Linked DNA regions of Homo sapiens: region 2 is linked to region 1. Evidence: read pairs that join two places in POLR2A ChIA-PET (ENCODE). Cell type or tissue: Panc1. All regions are shown on one strand. Each heading gives the region's core, and the rest is flanking DNA. Links, peaks and the distances in the headings are about the cores only. Region 1 has its middle 27 kb from the start of NOA1. Region 2 overlaps PAICS (phosphoribosylaminoimidazole carboxylase and phosphoribosylaminoimidazolesuccinocarboxamide synthase).

Region 1 (8,659 bases), core at 443-8,442:
TTTAAAATACCAGATAAAAGATGTATTTTACTGAAACACTAGCTTTTTCATTAGATAAATAAAGCTTTATGTAAAGCTAATTCTGAGAAATGTGTTAAAATTTTTCAGCATGGGAACGTGGACAAGAGACTGTTCAACAAAGGAGAACAATGTGTAACTGTCCCATGTACCCACTAACTCCCCCGTTGGGCATGGAGTAAGTCACTTCTAGGTACAGTTGCTCATTTGTTCGTTGAAAATGCTTCTTTTTTATTAACTAGGTTTGAGGACATGATTAGGTTTATATCCACATCTATTGCTGAATAACAAACCACCCTGAAACTTGGTGACTTGAACCAAGCGATTATTTGCTCCCATTCTTTAGTTTGGCAACTTAATCTAGGCTCCGCTCAATGGTACTTCTGCTCTGTGGCGACATGCATTTGCACACAGCACACAGCCAGGCTGACCTCACGCACAGGAGTTTCAGCTGAGATGGTTGTAACAGCTGAGCAAGTGAGGCATTTTCCATTGATCACTCTCTCTTCCAAGGGTCTCATCCTCAAGTAGGCTAGTTCAAGCTTGTTCACAAGGTGACAGTGTTCACAAAAAGCCTGAGAGTAGAGCTTGCAAAGCCTCTGGAGGCCGAAGCTCAAAGTCACACAGTGCCACTTCTGCTGCATTTATTGGTCAAAGCAAGTCACAATGGCAGCACAGATTCAAACATGTACTGGAATTTGTGGCTATTTTAATCCATCACAAGCTTTTGGCGTTGATCACCCTGAAGAAAATACAAATATAATGTGCTATCTAATTGGCCTATAGAAAGTGAATCCAGGCCGGGCACGGTGGCTCAAGCCTTTAATCCCAGCACTTTGGGAGGCCAAGATGGGTGGATCACGAGGTCAGGAGTTCGAGACCAGCCTGGCCAATATGGTGAAACCCCGCCTCTACTAAAAATACAAAAATTAGCTGGGTGTGGTTGCGTGTGCCTGTAGTCCCAGCTACTCAGGAGGCTGAGGCAGAAGACTCGCTTGAACCTGGAACCTGGGAAGTGGAGGTTGCAGTGAGCCGGGATTGCACCACTGCACTCCAGCCTGGGCGACAGAGTGAGACTCCATCTCAAAAAAAAAAAAAAAAATCCAATATAAATCTATCAAATAAGAAATACTGAGTCCAGGCACAGTGGCTCATGCCTGTAATCCCAGCACTTCGGGAGGCAGAGGCAGGTGGATCACCTAAGGTCAGGAGTTCGAGACCAGCCTGACCAACATGGTGAAACCCCATCTCTACTAAAAATATAAAAAGTAGCTGGGCATGGTAGTGCATGCCTGTAATCCCAGCTACTCAGGAGGATGAGGCAGGACAATCGCTTGAACCTGGGAGGTAGAGGTTGTGTTGAGGTAAGATTGCGCCACTGCACTCCAGCCTGGGCAACAAGATGAAACTCCGTCTTAAAAAAAATAAAGAAAGAAAGAAAAGAAAAGAAAAAAAGAGAAATATTATCCTAATTTAAATTTACCTCAGAAGTCTGATACACAGAGCTGCTATATGACGAGCAAAGAAGTGGGGAGAGATTTTCAGCTTTTGATTTTATCATAAATCCTTTAGGAATATTTTGTTTTTACTTATTAATGTGTACATATTACTTGGGTAAATTTCAATGAAAAAAAAAATCCATGCAGACTCAATTCTGGGCTATCTCTCCCTCTAGCTCCAGTACTTATACTAGAAGAAAGCTATCCTAGGAAGTCCTCTACCTGGGAAGTCTCTGTAATGGGGAAGGTAATGAGAACACAGAAATGAAGGGCCTTCATGTCTCAAAATAGTATCCTACTGCTCTCCAAGAAAGAAAAATGGACAAGGGTTTGAGGCAGAGTTCAAGCTGAGGGTCCTGAAGCCATACAAACTCGTTTCTTTTCCTGGCTCCATAACCAGGGAGAGAGGTGGGGAGGCCGTGTGGCTGGAAGTAATTTCAGAACCCCTTTTAGCAGTGGCCATCTGCCAGCATTTTCGCATCTCTATCCCTCCCCTCCCCACACCCGCTTGTCCTGCCAGAGCACACTGGGCCCATACTGAGACAGAAGGGGAGGCAGGGAACAAGGAGAACCATATAGGAGGTCCCTTTGTTCCTAAATCCATCTTCAACTCCATGTTTTACTAGAATCTTATATTGGGGCTGGGTGCAGTGGCTCACGCCTGTAATCCCAGCACTTTGGGAGGCCGAGGTGGGCGGATCACGAGTTCAGGAGATCAAGACCATCCTGGCTAACACGGTGAAACCCCGTCTTTACTAAAAATACAAAAAATTAGCCGGGCGCGGTGGCGGGTGCCTGTAGTCCCAGCTACTTGGGGGGCTGAGGCAGAATGGTGTGAATCCAGGAGGCAGAGCTTGCAGTGAGCCAAGATCGCGCCACTGCACTCCAGCCTGGGTGAAAGAGCGAGACTCCATCTCAAAAAAAAAAAAAAAAAAGAATCTTATATTGGGGTATCTAGAGATGTGATAGTGTTGAAATCCAAAAAGAAACTACTTGAACTGTCCCCATCAGTTAGTGTAAAAACTATCAAGATGAAAAAAACATTGGTCAAAAAGGTGTAAAGCCAATTTTTTTTTTTGAGATGGAGTCTTGCTCTGTCGCCCAGGCTGGAGTGCAGTGGCACAATCTCGGCTCACTGCAACCTCCACTTCGTTCAAGCGATTTTTCTGCCTCAGCCTCCCGAGTAACTGGGACTACAGGCGTGTACCACCATGCCTGGCTAATTTTTGTATTTTTAGTAGAGACGAGGTTTCAGTATGTTGGCCAGGCTGGTCTCTAACTTCTGACCTTAAGTGATCTGCCCACCTCGGCCTCCCAGAGTGCTAGGATTACAGGCATGAGCCACCACACCTGGCCAAAAGGTGATTTTTAAATGCTTTATGAATTAATTTCATCATATATTTACAAGGTTATTAAGTTTGAAGAGGCCACTTACTCTAATGAAAGTGATCAAGCATTCTGGCAAGACTTGAAATCTGGGGATCTGCATAGGTCTCAGGGAATATCTTGAGATTTTCCAGGTTCTGCTACAAGGCACATTGCCCACATAGGTATGAATGTCAGAGGTGTGTGAACCAGAGCAACTTCATCTTAAATAGGAGCTGGGTAAAATGAGGCTGAAACCTACAGTGCTGCATTCCCAGATGGTTAAGACATTCTAAGTCACAGGATGAGACAGGAGGTCAGCACAAATTACAGGTCATAAAGACCTTGCTGATAAAACACGTTGCAGTAAAGGAGCCGGCCAAAATCAACCAAAACCAAAATGGTGATGAGAGCAACCTCTGGTCATCCTCACTGCTACACTCCCACCAGCGCCATGACAGTTTACAAATGCCACAGCAACATCAGGAAGTTACCCTACATGGTCCAAAAAGAGAAGGCATAAATAATCCACCCCTTGTTTGGCATAGGAATAACCATAAAAATGGGGAACCAGTAGCTCTCGGGGCTGCTCTGTCCATGGAGTAGCCATTCTTTTATTCCTTTCCTTTTTTTTTTTTTTTTTTTTTTTTTGAGATAGAGTCTTGCTTTGTCACCCAGGCTGGAGTGCAGTGGCACGATCTCAGCTCACTGCAACATCCACCTCCTGAGTTCATGCAATTCTCCTGCCTCAGCCTCCCGAGCAGATGGGATTACAGGCATGCACCACCATGCCAGGCTAATTTTTGTATTTTTAGTAGAGACGGGGTTTCACCATGTTGGCCAGGCTGGTCTCGAACTCCTGATCTCAAGTGATCCACCCATCTCAGCCTCCCAAAGTGCTGGGATTACAGGGGTGAGCCACCATGCCCAACTCCTTTACTTTCTTAATAAACTTGCTTTCACTTTGCATTGTGGACTCGCCCTGAATTCTTTCTTGCGTGAGATCCAAGAACCCTCTCTTGGGGCCTGGATCGGGACCCCCTTTCCTGAAACATATTTCTGGTGACCACAGAAGAGACTATAGTGCAGAAACCTTGACCCAACAGCTACCTTTGGGTGAATGTTGGGGTCCTGTAACATCTTTCTGGTGACCAGGGAAGTGACTATACTGCAGGAACTCCCGACCCAAAGGCTAACATTGGGTAAGTAGTGGGGTCTGGTAACATCTATCTTGCAAACCACAAAAGGGGCAATACCGAGGAGACCCCCTGACCCAAAGGAAATAGACTCCAGCAGTGATTGGACGACTTTGGGTAAGTGGTGGGGTACCCAGGTAAAGAATGGGATTGGGTTAGAGACCCAACTTAGGGGAGTTAGAGTCTCCCCTAAGACAGAGTAGTTTAGAGGCCCCTCTTAATAAAAGGCAAGGATGCTTGACTAACAGCGGGTTAGAGTCCCTTCTAAGATTTAGGGGGTTAGAGACCCCTCTCAGTAAAGTCTACCTCTCAACTAAAAGGGGTTTGGCACTGCAGGCTACGCTCTTTGTATTAATCTGCCTTGCATTCTTTGCTGATGGCTGTGGGTGACAGGATTAGGTATGTACAGGATCGTGGGTCATGGGGAGCTTTTTCCTCCCTATAAGGGGAAACTTGAGAGCTGATGCGACTGCCGGAAAAGATACCTTCATGACAGCAGCCGCAGACACCTGAACTTTTCAGTGTTGCTGCAATGGGTGGGTCTTTCTCTGGCCTCTCTGAGCATTTTGCCTTCCCCACCCTGCCACAGGCAATGCTTTTTTCTCTCTCCTTTCCCTTTTTTTTTTCTTTTTAATCTTTTCTGCTACTCAGGGCAACCATATTGCCCAGAGTCCATGTGTTGAAACTCCAAGTCGGAGGCTGGATTAAGGATGACAGGGTTGCCGGCCGCGGTGGCTCACACCTGTAATCCCAGCACTTTGGGAGGCCAAGGCGAGTGGATCACGATGTCAGGCATTCGAGATCAGCCTGGTCAACATGGTAAAGCCCTGTCTCTACTAAAAATACAAAAATTAGCTAGGCGTGGTGGCACGTGACTGTAATCCCAGCTACTCAAGAGGCTGAGGCAGGAGAATCACTTGATCCTGGGAGGCGGAGGTTGCAGTGAGCTGAGATCATGCCACTGCACTCCAGCCTGGGTGACAGAGCAAGACTCTGTCAAAAAAAAAAAAAAGGAAAGAAAGAAGAGAAAAAAAGATGACAGGGTCCATCTAGGGGCAAATTTAAGCCTTGCCAGTTTGATATTGGGTGCTAAGCAGAATGGCTAATGTCTATGTTTTATCACACATATTTTGCTCTAGCCAGAACAAAAAAAAAATTTACCTTTATGATGCTGCTTGGCCCCCAGGGCGATGGTGCCACAAGCCACATCACTAGGGCCACTCAGGGAAAGGGAACCCAGAAGCCTGGCATCCCGGGAAAAAGATAAGAATTTCTTACCAGTCAGATTTCTGGTTTCTCTCTGAGCAAACAGTTGAATGAATGGTAAAAAAAAAAAAAAAAAAAAAAGTTAATAGCAAAAAGAAAAAAAGTCTTATCTGAAATTCCTTCTATGGAACAGAGTTCCATCAAAGCCAATTTAAAAAGAGCTTATGTAAAAAATAATTATTCTTGCTGCACTTTATACATATAATCAGGCCAAGTATAATAAAGCAAATCAGTCTTATCATGATTTCTCTTTAGTAAAAATAGGAAACTGGAGAGAAATATTATGTTTCAAGAACTATGCTACACTTGTTATTAAATTCTAGTCTCATTAGTTATTTTTAAGTTTGTTTCTGCGATTTAGGCTAACGTTGCTTATTCCTGTGAACCAAGCAGTAATCTCTGACTGCTGCTCTGAAGAAACAAGAGGATGGGTAATGTAAAAATCTGGATCAATATTCTTATTCTGGACACATTACAATCAGCTAACAACCCTGTATCAGCTTAGTTCCAACAGTTGCCCAGTTCATGAAAAGCCTTCTAATTTAGTTTACTTGGAATAACTTTACTTATTTTGCTTTACTCTTGTGCAATATATTGCTGTTATACTCTTTGTGTAGGAATACAGGACAAGCTTACTAAATATTTTCTTAAACACTAATCTTCCAGATATCACCTTTTGTCAAAACTCAAGAGTTATGAATGGACCTTACCATACTGATGCTTTCTGACTGAGCTCCTCTCTACCCTAATTAGCAAGAGACCCTCATAGTTAGGCAGAAATATCTTCGCCCCCTATTCAGCCTGAAGAAGTTACAGAAGATAGATCTTAATCCCCCTGCAACCTTTAGGATTAAGGGTTCTCCTATAAAAGGGCCGGGGGAAATGTCAGAGGAATGTGAACCAGAGCAATTCCATCTTAAATAGGAGCTGGGTAAAATGAGCTAAAACCTAAGGTGCTGCATTGCCAAATAGTTAAGGCATCTATGTCACAGGATGAGATGGGAGATCAGCACAAACTACAGGTCATAAAGACCTTGCTGATAAAACAGGTCGCAGTAAAGGAGCCGGCCAAAACCCACCAAAACCAAACTAGCGACGACAGTGACCTCTGGTTGTCCTCACTGCTACACTCCAACCAGCACCATAACAGTTTACAAACGTGAGGAAGTTACCTTACACAGTCTAAAAGGGGAGGCATGAATAATTCGCCCCTTGTTTAGCATGTCATCAAGAAATAACCACAAAAATAGGCAACCAACAGCTCTTGGGGCTGCTTTGTCTATGGAGTAGCCATTCTTTTATTCCTCTACTTTTTTTTTTTTTTTTTTGAAACGGAGTCTTGCTCTGTAGCCCAGGCTAGAGTGCAATCTTGGCTCACTGCAAGCTCCGTCCCCCGGGTTCACGCCATGCTCCTGCCTCAGCCTCCCGAGTAGCTGGGACTACAGGCGCCCACCACCACGCCCAGCTAATTTTTTTGTATTTTAGTAGAGACGGGGTTTCACCATGTTAGCCAGGATAGTCTCAATCTTCTGACCTCGGGATCCGCCCGCCTCGGCCTCCCAAAGTGCTAGGATTACAGACGTGAGCCACTGCGCCCAGCCATTATTCGTCTACTCTCTTAATAAACTTGGCTTTCACTGCGGACTTGCCCTGAATTCTTTCTTGCGCGAGATCCAAGAACACTCTCTTGGGGTCTGGATCGGGACCGCCTTTTTTTTTTTTTTTTTTTTTTTTTGAGACAGCGTCTCATTCTGTTGCCCCGGCTAGAGTGCAGTGGCGCGATCTTGGCTCACTGCAACCTCCGCCTCCCACGTTCAAGCGATTCTCCTGCCTCAGCCTCCCGAGTAGCTGGGACTACAGGCAAAGGCCACCACGCCCGGCTAATTTTTGTATTTATACTAGAGATGGGGTTTCACCGTACTGGCCAGGCTGGGGGATCCCTTTCTTGTAACATGAGTACAGCCCAGGAGAGTCTGGGCTTTGCTCATACCAGAGTCTTCTGGTATCTCCAGAAGAGTCCTTTCCTCTGGAGTTCATTGACTTGAGGGACCACGGCCCTGAAATCCCTGTCTTTATCTGAATGGGGTGGACGGATCTTGCGCTGCCTGCTGTAAGCCATCTACCCACCAGAGACAGAACTCCAGCAAGCCTCAGTGAAGAATTTAAAGGTGCACGCGCGTGTGTGTGCCCGCACGTGCATACACGCAGGCATGCCCTGCAGATGAGGAAAACACCCAAAAGGTGCAGGATTAAGACAGAAAATGCAGCTGGGCGCGGTGGCTCACACCTGTAATCCCCGCATTTTGGGAGGGCGGATCACCTGAGGTCAGGAGTTTGAGGCCAGCCTGGCCAATATGGAGAAACCCCATCTCTACTAAAAAAAAAAAAAAAAAATACAAAAATTAGCCGTGCGTGGTGATGCATGCTTGTAGTCGCAGCTACTCAGGAGGCTGAGGCAGGAGAATCGCTTGAACCCAGGAGGTGGAGAGTGCAGTGAGCCAAGATTGTGCCAATGCACTCCAGCCTGGGCAACAAGAGGGAAACTCCGTCTCAAAAAAAAAAAAAAAAAAAAAGAAAGAAAGAAAATTCCTATGCCTATTACTGCTATCAGTGCTATTACTGCTGTGGCTGGTCATGAAACAGGAGAGGACAGCACAAAAAGCAGCTTACATTTTTAAAAGATTTAAAATTAAGCAAAATACAACACAAGGGTCCAGTGGACACCAAGCAAGCAGATAGCCATTTGGGGGACATTTGTTGCTCTCACGGCTTCCTGCTTTCTAGAGTCAGTTATTGGTTCTGGGACACCAAGAGACACTGGCCGACTACAAGTGTCTTCAACTCAAGTGATATTCTAATAAGTGAATCAGTTGAGACAAATAGCAAGGCTATTAATACAGCAGGCTCACAGGCCCAAGAACGAAGAACATTTTCAAACAAATCCAAAACGTTAAGACGTATTCTTTTTTTTTGAGACGGGGTCTAGCTTTGTCGCCCAGGATCTGCAGTGGTGTGATCTCAGCTCACTGCAACATTTACCCCCCGGGGTTCAAGCAATGCTCCCGCCTCAGCCTCCCAGGTATCTGGGACTACAGGCATGCACCACCATGCCCGGCTAATTTTTGTATTTTTTGGTAGAGACAGGGTTTTGCCATGTTGGCCAGGCTGGTTGCCCAAGTAATCCGCCCTGAGCCCAAGTAATCCGCCCACCTCCGTTACGGTTGTAAAGAACTGCACACATAATGAATAGAGTGGCTTATCTAAAAATGCTGGCTTATGCTATCTCAGATCTCTCTGTACAAGTAGAATCAGGGC
Region 2 (8,659 bases), core at 421-8,420, 490 kb after region 1:
TCACAATACCCTATTGTTAATTCCATATTAAGACTATATACGGTGTTTTGAAATTGTCTGCCTCTGGAGACTTCCAAGATTCATTGAGAGCAGAAGGTTAATTTTGTTCATCTTTGCATTCCCAGGGTCTTATATATACATAATAGGCTGTATTTGTTCTCTAAAAAATACAGAACCAATAGGATATGTACAGATTATGAGAAATTGGCTCTGCAAAATGGAGGTGAAGTCCCACAGTCTGCCTTCTGCAGGCTGAAGGCCCAGGAAAGCCAGTGTAGTTCCAAACCCGAGGGCTTGAGAATCAGGGGAGGCAATAACGTTAAGTCCTAGTCTGAAGGCCTGAGGACCAGGAGCACCAACATCTGGGGGCACGAAATGGATGTCCCAGCAGTTCACCCTTCTTCCCCTTTTTTGTTCTATTCAGGCCCTCAATGGATTAGATGACGCTCACCCACATGGGTGAAGGCAGTCTTCTTTACTCAAGTCTACTGATTCAAGTGCTAGTCTCTTCCAGAAACACCATCACAGATGTACCTAGAAATGTTGTTTGACCAGCTATCAAGGCATCCCGTAGCCTAGTCAAGTTGACAGAATTAGCCATCTCATCAGTATCCACAATGTATTTTTATATTAATGGATTTAGCCTGAGAAGCTTCCATGTACAGTATCTTTTTTTTTTTTTTTTTGGCGACAGATTTTCGCTCTTGTTGCCCAGGCTGGAGTGCAATGGTTCGATCTCAGCTCACCACAACCTCTGCCTTCCAGGTTCAAGCGATTCTCCTGCCTCAGCCTCCCGAGTAGTTGGAATTATAGGCATGCACCACCATGCCTGGCTAATTTTGTATTTTTAGTAAAGAGGGGGTTTCTCCATGTCAGTCAGGCTGGTCTTGAACTCCCGACCTCAGGTGATCTGCCCACCTCACCCTCCCAAAGTGCTGGGATTACAGGCGTGAGCCACTGCACCCAGCCTCATGTACAGTATCTTATGGTATCTTGTCAACTCAGAGGCAAGCAGAAGAAATAAGACGTGAGCCACCGCGCCCAGCCTCATGTACAGTATCTTATGGTATCTTATCAACTCAGAGGCAAGCAGAAGAAATATTTAGCTCCATTTTATAACTTGATTTCCATTCCACTATTTTCATTGTACTGCAATGTGAGATTAACAATTCCACCCCAAGTATTTGAGGTGTGGGAAGCTGGATGTAAAAACACCATTAAAAACAACTCTTTTCAATGGCTTTCTAAGGTTGGCTGGGCTGAAATGGCAGGTTGTGGATGCTCCGTGGCACATCACACTGCCCCTTTCTTCATATTAGAAATTAAATCAGCCGATGGCAATATTGAATTCCAGGTAATTTTCTTTCTTTCTTTTTTTTTGAAACAGAGTTTTGCTCTTGTTGCCCAGGCTGGAGTACAATGGCGCAACCTCGGCTCACCACAACCTCCGCTTCCCAGGTTCAAGCGATTCTCCTGCCTCAGCCTCCTGAGTCGCTGGGATTACAGGAATGTGCCACCATGCCCGGCTAGTTTTGTATTTTTATTAGAGACTGGGTTTCTCCATGTTGGTCAGGCTGGTCTCGAACTCCTGATCTCAGGTGATCCACCTGCCTCGGCCACCCAAAGTGCTGGGATTACAGGCATGAGCTACCATGCCCAGAGAATTCCAGGTAATTCTCATGGTGAATGAATTCCATTCATACTGTTGTTCTTCAGTCTGCCAAATGGATATTACATAACACATTTGTGTGCCATGATGGGCCTTACATATATTGACTCATGTAATTCTCACAACTTTATGAGGTGGTATTAGTCGCATTTTCATTTCATGAAATTGAGGCACAAAAAAATTAGACATGTTGAAGATCATACATCATCCCTCACCTGGGCTACAATAGCCTCTTAACTAATCTCTGCTTCTCCTCTTGTCCACACAACAGCCAGAGAACCTTTAAATATGTTAAGTATGTCAAGCCTCTGCTCAAACTGAGTTTTTCCTGTCACACTTCAGTGTGGCCTATAGGCCCTAAGTGATGTAGCCTTTGCTTATATTGTCTTCCACTCTCATCCTTGTTCACAGAGCTCTAGCAATTCTCATGTTTGGAGGTCCTCAAGGCAAAACTCAGCTTTATTTCCCATTCCCTTAGTATGGAAAGCTATTTCCCTATCTGTGTGTCTTGCTTTTACATCATTGCTCTGCTCTCCTCAAAAACCTTCCCCTCTTATCCCCATCACCGTCCTCATTTTGATTCTTCATATACATTTATCCTTTCCTGATTTTATACTGTTTACCTTTTTATGGTTTGTTTTCCCCTCTAAAACATAAGTTCCATCTGGACAAGGGCTTTGCTCAGTCCTATTTTCCTAGGCCCTAGAATCAAACCAGTATTGGGTGAATGGATACTGAATGAAGCTTTACCTAAGTGCTTTGTCTTTTACTTAGTTTCAGTGGTTAAATCTCAGAAAGCTTAACAGCAATTCTAAGCATGTCTTTATCATAAAAGGTTAAAAACTGTATTATTGGGATATTTTTTCTCTTTTTATGTTTACCTACAAGCCCGTAGAAAGTATAAATACTCAAAAGATAGCAGACCAGGTAGGCTTAAGTTACTTTTACAAAACAGTAGAAATACCTTCAAATATTTAGCACTGATGAACTTACTACTGAGGACATGTGGACTCTACTAAGAAACTAATGATGAAATTCATAATTGGGTGTGGTAGCACATGCACCCAGCTACTCGAGAGGCTGCAGCTTGAGTCCAGGAGTTCAAGGCTGCAGGGAGCCATAATCATGCCACTGCACTCCAGCCTGGGAGACAGTGAGAACTTGGCTCTTAAAAAAAAAAAGGAAAAAAAATTGATAACGACAATTTGTAATGGTCAGTCCTATCCACCAGTCTAAATGAAAGTTTAAAAATTTTCATATACTGCACAGAAGTAGATGGAGTCTTAATGCTAGGTAAGGGTAAACAAGCTGAAATAGCAGTCAGTGACTTCAGAGACCATGAAACCAAAGTTAATCTTCTAAGTCCTTTTAATTGTTCTTATAAACTAGCATAAGATATAAACTTAAGTAGTACACATGAGTTTTATAATTTACTAATCTCTGACAGATAGCTAAGCATAGCACATCAGAGCATAACACAGTGTGAGGGAAATAAAGTGTACAATGACATCTTCTATTCTGGACCTAATAATTCAATAGAGAAAGAACTACTTGTAGTCACTGTGGTTACAGAAGGTTTCATGGACAGCGAACATAAAGCTCTACTAGCTAACAAATAGGTCTTAATGATAAAAACGTGGGCCTTCAGAGAACTAAAGGTACCAATGTGTGGCAGTCCAAAATTACGAGGAAAATGAGTTCCCTTCATGGGTCACATCAGCAATTTTTTTTTTCCCCTTTTGAGACAGAGTCTTGCTCTGCTGCCCAGGTTGGAGTGCAGTGGCATGATCTAGGCTCACTGCAACCTCCGCCTCCCGGGTTCAAGCAATTCTCATGCCTCAGCCTCCCGAGTAGCTGGGATTACAGGTGCCTGTCATCACGGCTGGCTACTTTTTGTATTTTTAGTAGAGACAGGGTTTCACCATGTTGGCCAGGCTGGTCTCAAACTCCTGACCTCAAGTGATCTGCTTGCTTCAGCCTCCCGAAGTGCTGTGATCGTAGGTGTGAGCCACTGTGCCCAGCTACCTCATCAATTCTTAATCTATAAACCATGGATAGGCTTCGGGAGAACCCAAGAACCAATGAAATCTGTTGGTAAGTTTTATGTGTGCGGTTTTCTACAGAGAGGGTCAACAGCATGTATATTTTCAAAGAAGTCTGTGGTGCAAAAGAGAGTTTATTGTTAGAAGTCCTTGGGCAATCAACTTGGAAAAGGGTGGATTGAGAATGGGGGCTGTCTAGATCAGGATAATGTTGAATTTGACCCTCACTTGAGGCTTTTGTACAGAGGATGAGAAGACGGTAAATTCAAGGGTTAATCAGAAATTAACACCAACATGACTTGGTGATGAGTGAGATGTGAAACGTGAGAAAAACATCAATGATGAAATCAAGCTTCTGACTTGCAACAGTGAGTATACCAAGAGCTACAGGCTTGGAAGATGAATAAAGTTGGGAGCATTCTGTTTTTTCATGAGTGCCCATGGGACAGACAGGGAGAAATGGACAGTTGAAAGTACAAGTCTAGACAGGCACAGTGGCTCATGTCTGTAACCCTAGCACTTTGGGAGGCTGAGATAGGAGAATTACTAGGGTTCAGGAGTTTGAGACGAACCTGGGTGACATAGTGAGAGCTCATCTCTACAAAAAATAAAATTAGCTCGGCATGGTGCTGCAAGATTATAGTCCCTGTTAGTCGAGAGGCTGAGGTGGGAGAACTGCTTGAGCCCAGGAGGGAAAGCAGCAGTGAACTGAGATCACGCCACTGCACTCCAGCCTGGGCGACAGTGAGACCCTGTCTCAAAAAAAAAAAAAAAAATGCAAGTCTGGAGAAATATAGCTGGGAGTCAGTAATGCCAGTTTTAGCTGAGGGAGTTAAGATCATTTAATCAGTGTTAAGGAAGAAACTCAATAGTAGTGACCACCAATACTTAAGGAAAAAGGATAAAGTAAGAGGAATGATAAAGGCTGGCTGAAATATCTTGGTGTCTAGCCTAAGAAAGGAGGGGTTAGATGCTCATGTTTATTAATATGGATCTAGAGAAGCATTTATTCACTAATACATTTTATTTGTGTTCTCTAATTTAAAATTACCTTTTCATCTTGCTTGATTTTCCTTCAGCTAAATTAGAAATTTGTAGTTTTTCCCCTAAAAAATTCAATGGCATTCTTTCTTATAAATTACATTCTCTGATTTTCTTGTCAGCCTGCTTCAAGGAAATCCATGTGTTCAAAATGCTTGCTCGCAGTTTGCTCCATACCAAATGGTTGCTTAACCCAAATATCTGAGCAGCAAATTGAGCTGATCCTTCTGGAGAAAGTACGGTTGAACAGCCAAGACCTATTGGTTCAGCAAGGAAAAGACAGAAAATTGAGCTCAATTAGTAATGAAAATACAACCTTACAAAAAATTTTATACTCAGAGCAGTCCTGCCACAGAAAATAAAAAGCTACTGCATTATTCTAATCTAAAGTAGAATCTGTACAACTGTCTTTAATACCGGAGTGGTAAAGTGATTACAAGAGGAAAAGCAGTCAGTATTACCTGCCATGAAGAGATATTTTATATATATCATCTATCACCCTTCTTATAGAACTCACTTACAAAGAAACTTATCTTTTTGAAACTTCTGTTCACATACACTATCCCTTTCAATCCCTGGCGAAGAACAACTGAAGCAAAATAAGGGTCAAGGTAAGAGTACAAAAGTACCTGTTCTTAGACAAACTTGAGCTATGTTGTTTTGACAGTTTTCTAGCTAATCTTTCTATCTGCATTTGAACTATTTTAATATTTTTGAGCAGTAAAAGTCAAATCCGTAGAATAATTTTAGGAAATGTCAAGTTATAAATAAATATTAATAAGATCCAAGACAGCAGAATAAAAAAGTAACATCCTAGGGGCCACATGTCTGCTCAGGCAGAGTGTCTTGAGGTGGTACTATTATGTCTAGTGTTTGCTAGAATCAGGGGTACTATTATGTCTAGTGTTTGCTATAGTTCCAAAAGCTCGATTTTCCCGATATTCTTGGAATTCATCAGGCTCTTTGACTCCCATTATCCACAAGAACAGAGTCAAATACAAATCACAAGGCCAATTTACTAATTTGTATTAATACGTTATTTTATGGAGCTCCACCCCTTAATATGTGGTATTGGTCAAGTTACTTCACGTTAATTTATTCTCCTCTTCTGTGAGAAGGGAATTTTAACTAGTAGCTACCTGATGTGACACTTCAATGAGTTAATAACATAGATAAAGTGCTTAGAGCATTGCCTGGTACACAGTATGTGCTCCAAGAATGTCAACCACTATTGTTAGCACGCTAGGTAGAGTGCTCCACTCTAATATTTGAAATAACCTGTGCCTCCTGCCCAGGACTCCCTTTCTGGTAAAAGAATAGCTTAAATTGCAGAAAAAAAAAAAAAAGTTATCTAGTGAGCATGACATCAGAGATGAGAAATATGGGCGGTCTTCAGGATTTTACACAGGTTACTGTAAAACTACTCCTCAAAAGATTATCCCCAATTCTAGTGATCATTATGTACAAGTCTTCCAGATTATTTGTCACTCCTGAAACAACACTACTATAAAAACTGCCAATTTTTTGCTTATCATGCTCCCCTTTTGTAAGCTCCATGGGTATCTATACAATTCCTCTGGCATAAATTTGGTTACAGCTTTATTTGTAGCCGCTGATTTTTAGCTTGAGACATTTGTATAATCACATCTTGTTAAAGATAGCTTAGGCACAAAATTTAATTCTCAGAGCCTATAAAAACAGTAAAGGAAATAGGCATGAACACACAAGGCCAGATAACAGCAGTAACATTTTGGCAACTGAAAGGCAAACACAGTGGTAGCTAAGTTAGCAGACCAAGAAAACTTAATCAAAATTAGCTGGCATGGTGGTGCATGCCTGTGATTTCAGCTACTTGGGAGGCTGAGGCAGGAGAATCGCTTGAACCTGGGAGGCGGAGGTTGCGCCATTGCATTCTAGCCTGGGCAACAGGAGCGAAACTCCATTTAAAAAAAAAAAAAAAAAAAAACTTAATTCTAAACTGAAAGCAGGGAAAGATGAGAAGCAACATGACTGACATTACAGAACTCCCCCAAAGGGTGACTGACTAAATTAGTGGCACCAGATACCTTTGGAAGGGAATAGGGACTAAGAAGAAGATGACTGACTCGAAGTCTAAGAAGAAGCTAGGTCCTCAAATCTCCTTCCCCACTCCATCTACCTGAGTAACTGCCTCTTTAAAGCACTGTAGCAATTTTTTTCTTTTTAAACATTATTTTTTTCTGAGACACGGTCTCGCTCTGTCATCCGGAGTGCAGTGGTGCAATCACGGCTCACTGCTGCCTCAACTTCCCAGGCTCCAGTGATCATCCCACCTTGGCTTCCCAAGTAGCTGGGACCACAGGCGTGTGCCACCATGCCTAGCTAATTTTTGTATTTATGGTAGAGATGGGGTTTCGCCAGGTTGCCTAGGCTGAGCTCAGGCAATCCACCAATCTCTGCCTCCCAAAGTGTTGGGATTATAGGCATGAGCCACCAAGCCAGGCCTTTAATTTTTCTGAAGGTAAAACAGACTTCAGTCTTGGCGTCTTTGAACTAGGGGACGCCAGGCACAGACAACTTTTGTTCTCTGAGTAATTCTGGTCAACACTTAAGAAAATACCTAGACACTAATGTGAGGGGTTGTTTGAAGAACAATCCCTACCAGATACACCCCACAGTGAAGCCCAATTTTGACACGGACCACCCACTTGAAGTTTCCAATTGTTTTTTATAGTATTCCACTCTTAAAAGCGCAAACAGCCAAGGATTACCAGACAGCTGAAGAAAGTAACTATATGCAACAGACTATAATCATCTCCAGAGAACAAAAAAGAGCTTTTGGAAATTTAAAAACATACAAACACAAACAACAACAACAACAAAAACCCAGAAAACAAAAACCAAAAGAAATATAAAAACATTGTGTAAAAAAAAAAAAAAAAACCCCAGAGGCAGTGGTTCCTACCCAATCCCAACACTTTGGGAGGCTGAGGTGGGAAGATTGCTTGAGTCCAGGAGTTCAGGACAAGCCTGGACAACATACGGAGTGCCCATCTCTACAAAAAGTAAAAAAATTAACCAGGTGTGATGGTGTGGGCCTGTAGTCATAGCTACTTGGGAGTTTGAGGTGGGCGGATCACATGAGCCCGGGGAGTTCAAGGGTCCAGTGAGATATGATCATGCCACTGTGCTCCCACCTGGGCAACAGAGCAAGACCCTGTGTCAAAACAAACAAAAAACACCTGTATCCAAAATGAAGGCCGGGCACAGTGGCTGACGCCCATAACCTCAGCACTTTGGGAGGCCAGGGCAGGCAGATCACCTGAGGTCAAGAGTTCGAGACCAGCCTGGCCAACATGGTGAAACCACATCTCCACTAAAAATACAAAAATTAGCCAGGCGTGGTGGTGCATACCTATAATCCCAGGTACTCAGGAGGTTGAGGCACGAGAACCGCTTGAACCTGGGAGGCGGAGGCTGCAGTAAGCTGAGATTGCGCCATTGCACTCCAGCCTGGGCAAGAGAGCCCGACTCCGTCTCAAGAAAAAAAAGAAAAACTCAATAGAAGGGTTGGAATGTAAAATTTAGGAAATATTCCAGAAAGTATACCAACAAGACAAACAAGTAGAATAGAAATCAAGGGAAGCCCAAATTTATTCAAATTCAAAAATGAGAAGAGAGAATATGGAGGGGTATGAAAATTAAATAATTCAAGGAAAATGGGGACTAAGAAATCAGAATTTCAGATTAAAAGAGCTCACCGAAAGTCCATAATGAAAACAGACTCAGCACATCACATCTGTGTAAAATTTAAGAACAATGAAAACAGACAAAAGATCCTGAAAGATTCCAGAGAGAAACAAAATTCATAAGAAACCTAGAATCAGACTGGTGGAAAAGCAATGGAGTCCTCAACTGTGGATGCTAG

The links. Peaks named below come from ENCODE experiments on the same cell type or tissue, not always from the same donor. Only the 100,000 strongest peaks of a DNase experiment are listed, where the experiment ranks them.
Region 2: POLR2A ChIA-PET joins it to region 1 with 12 read pairs; 5 of 35 experiments call an interaction of 5 or more read pairs at or near these places.

The regions. Positions count from the first base shown.
Region 1 is chr4:56,945,806-56,954,464 of GRCh38, reverse strand. No RefSeq gene overlaps it. Among named protein-coding and RNA genes, the nearest start is that of NOA1, 27 kb to the left of the region's middle. In Panc1, for the core only: no CTCF peak of the experiment used is centred there; no DNase peak of the experiment used is centred there.
Region 2 is chr4:56,455,722-56,464,380 of GRCh38, reverse strand. PAICS (phosphoribosylaminoimidazole carboxylase and phosphoribosylaminoimidazolesuccinocarboxamide synthase) reads right to left here. Exons shown (of 9, transcript NM_001079524.2): 9 at 1-5,009. The coding sequence ends at 4,843. LOC124900706 (a long non-coding RNA gene) reads left to right here. Exons shown (of 2, transcript XR_007058126.1): 2 at 1,388-3,071. Among named protein-coding and RNA genes, the nearest start is that of SRP72, 7.6 kb to the left of the region's middle. RefSeq lists an enhancer at 4,184-5,383. In Panc1, for the core only: no CTCF peak of the experiment used is centred there; no DNase peak of the experiment used is centred there; H3K27ac peaks cover 739 bases.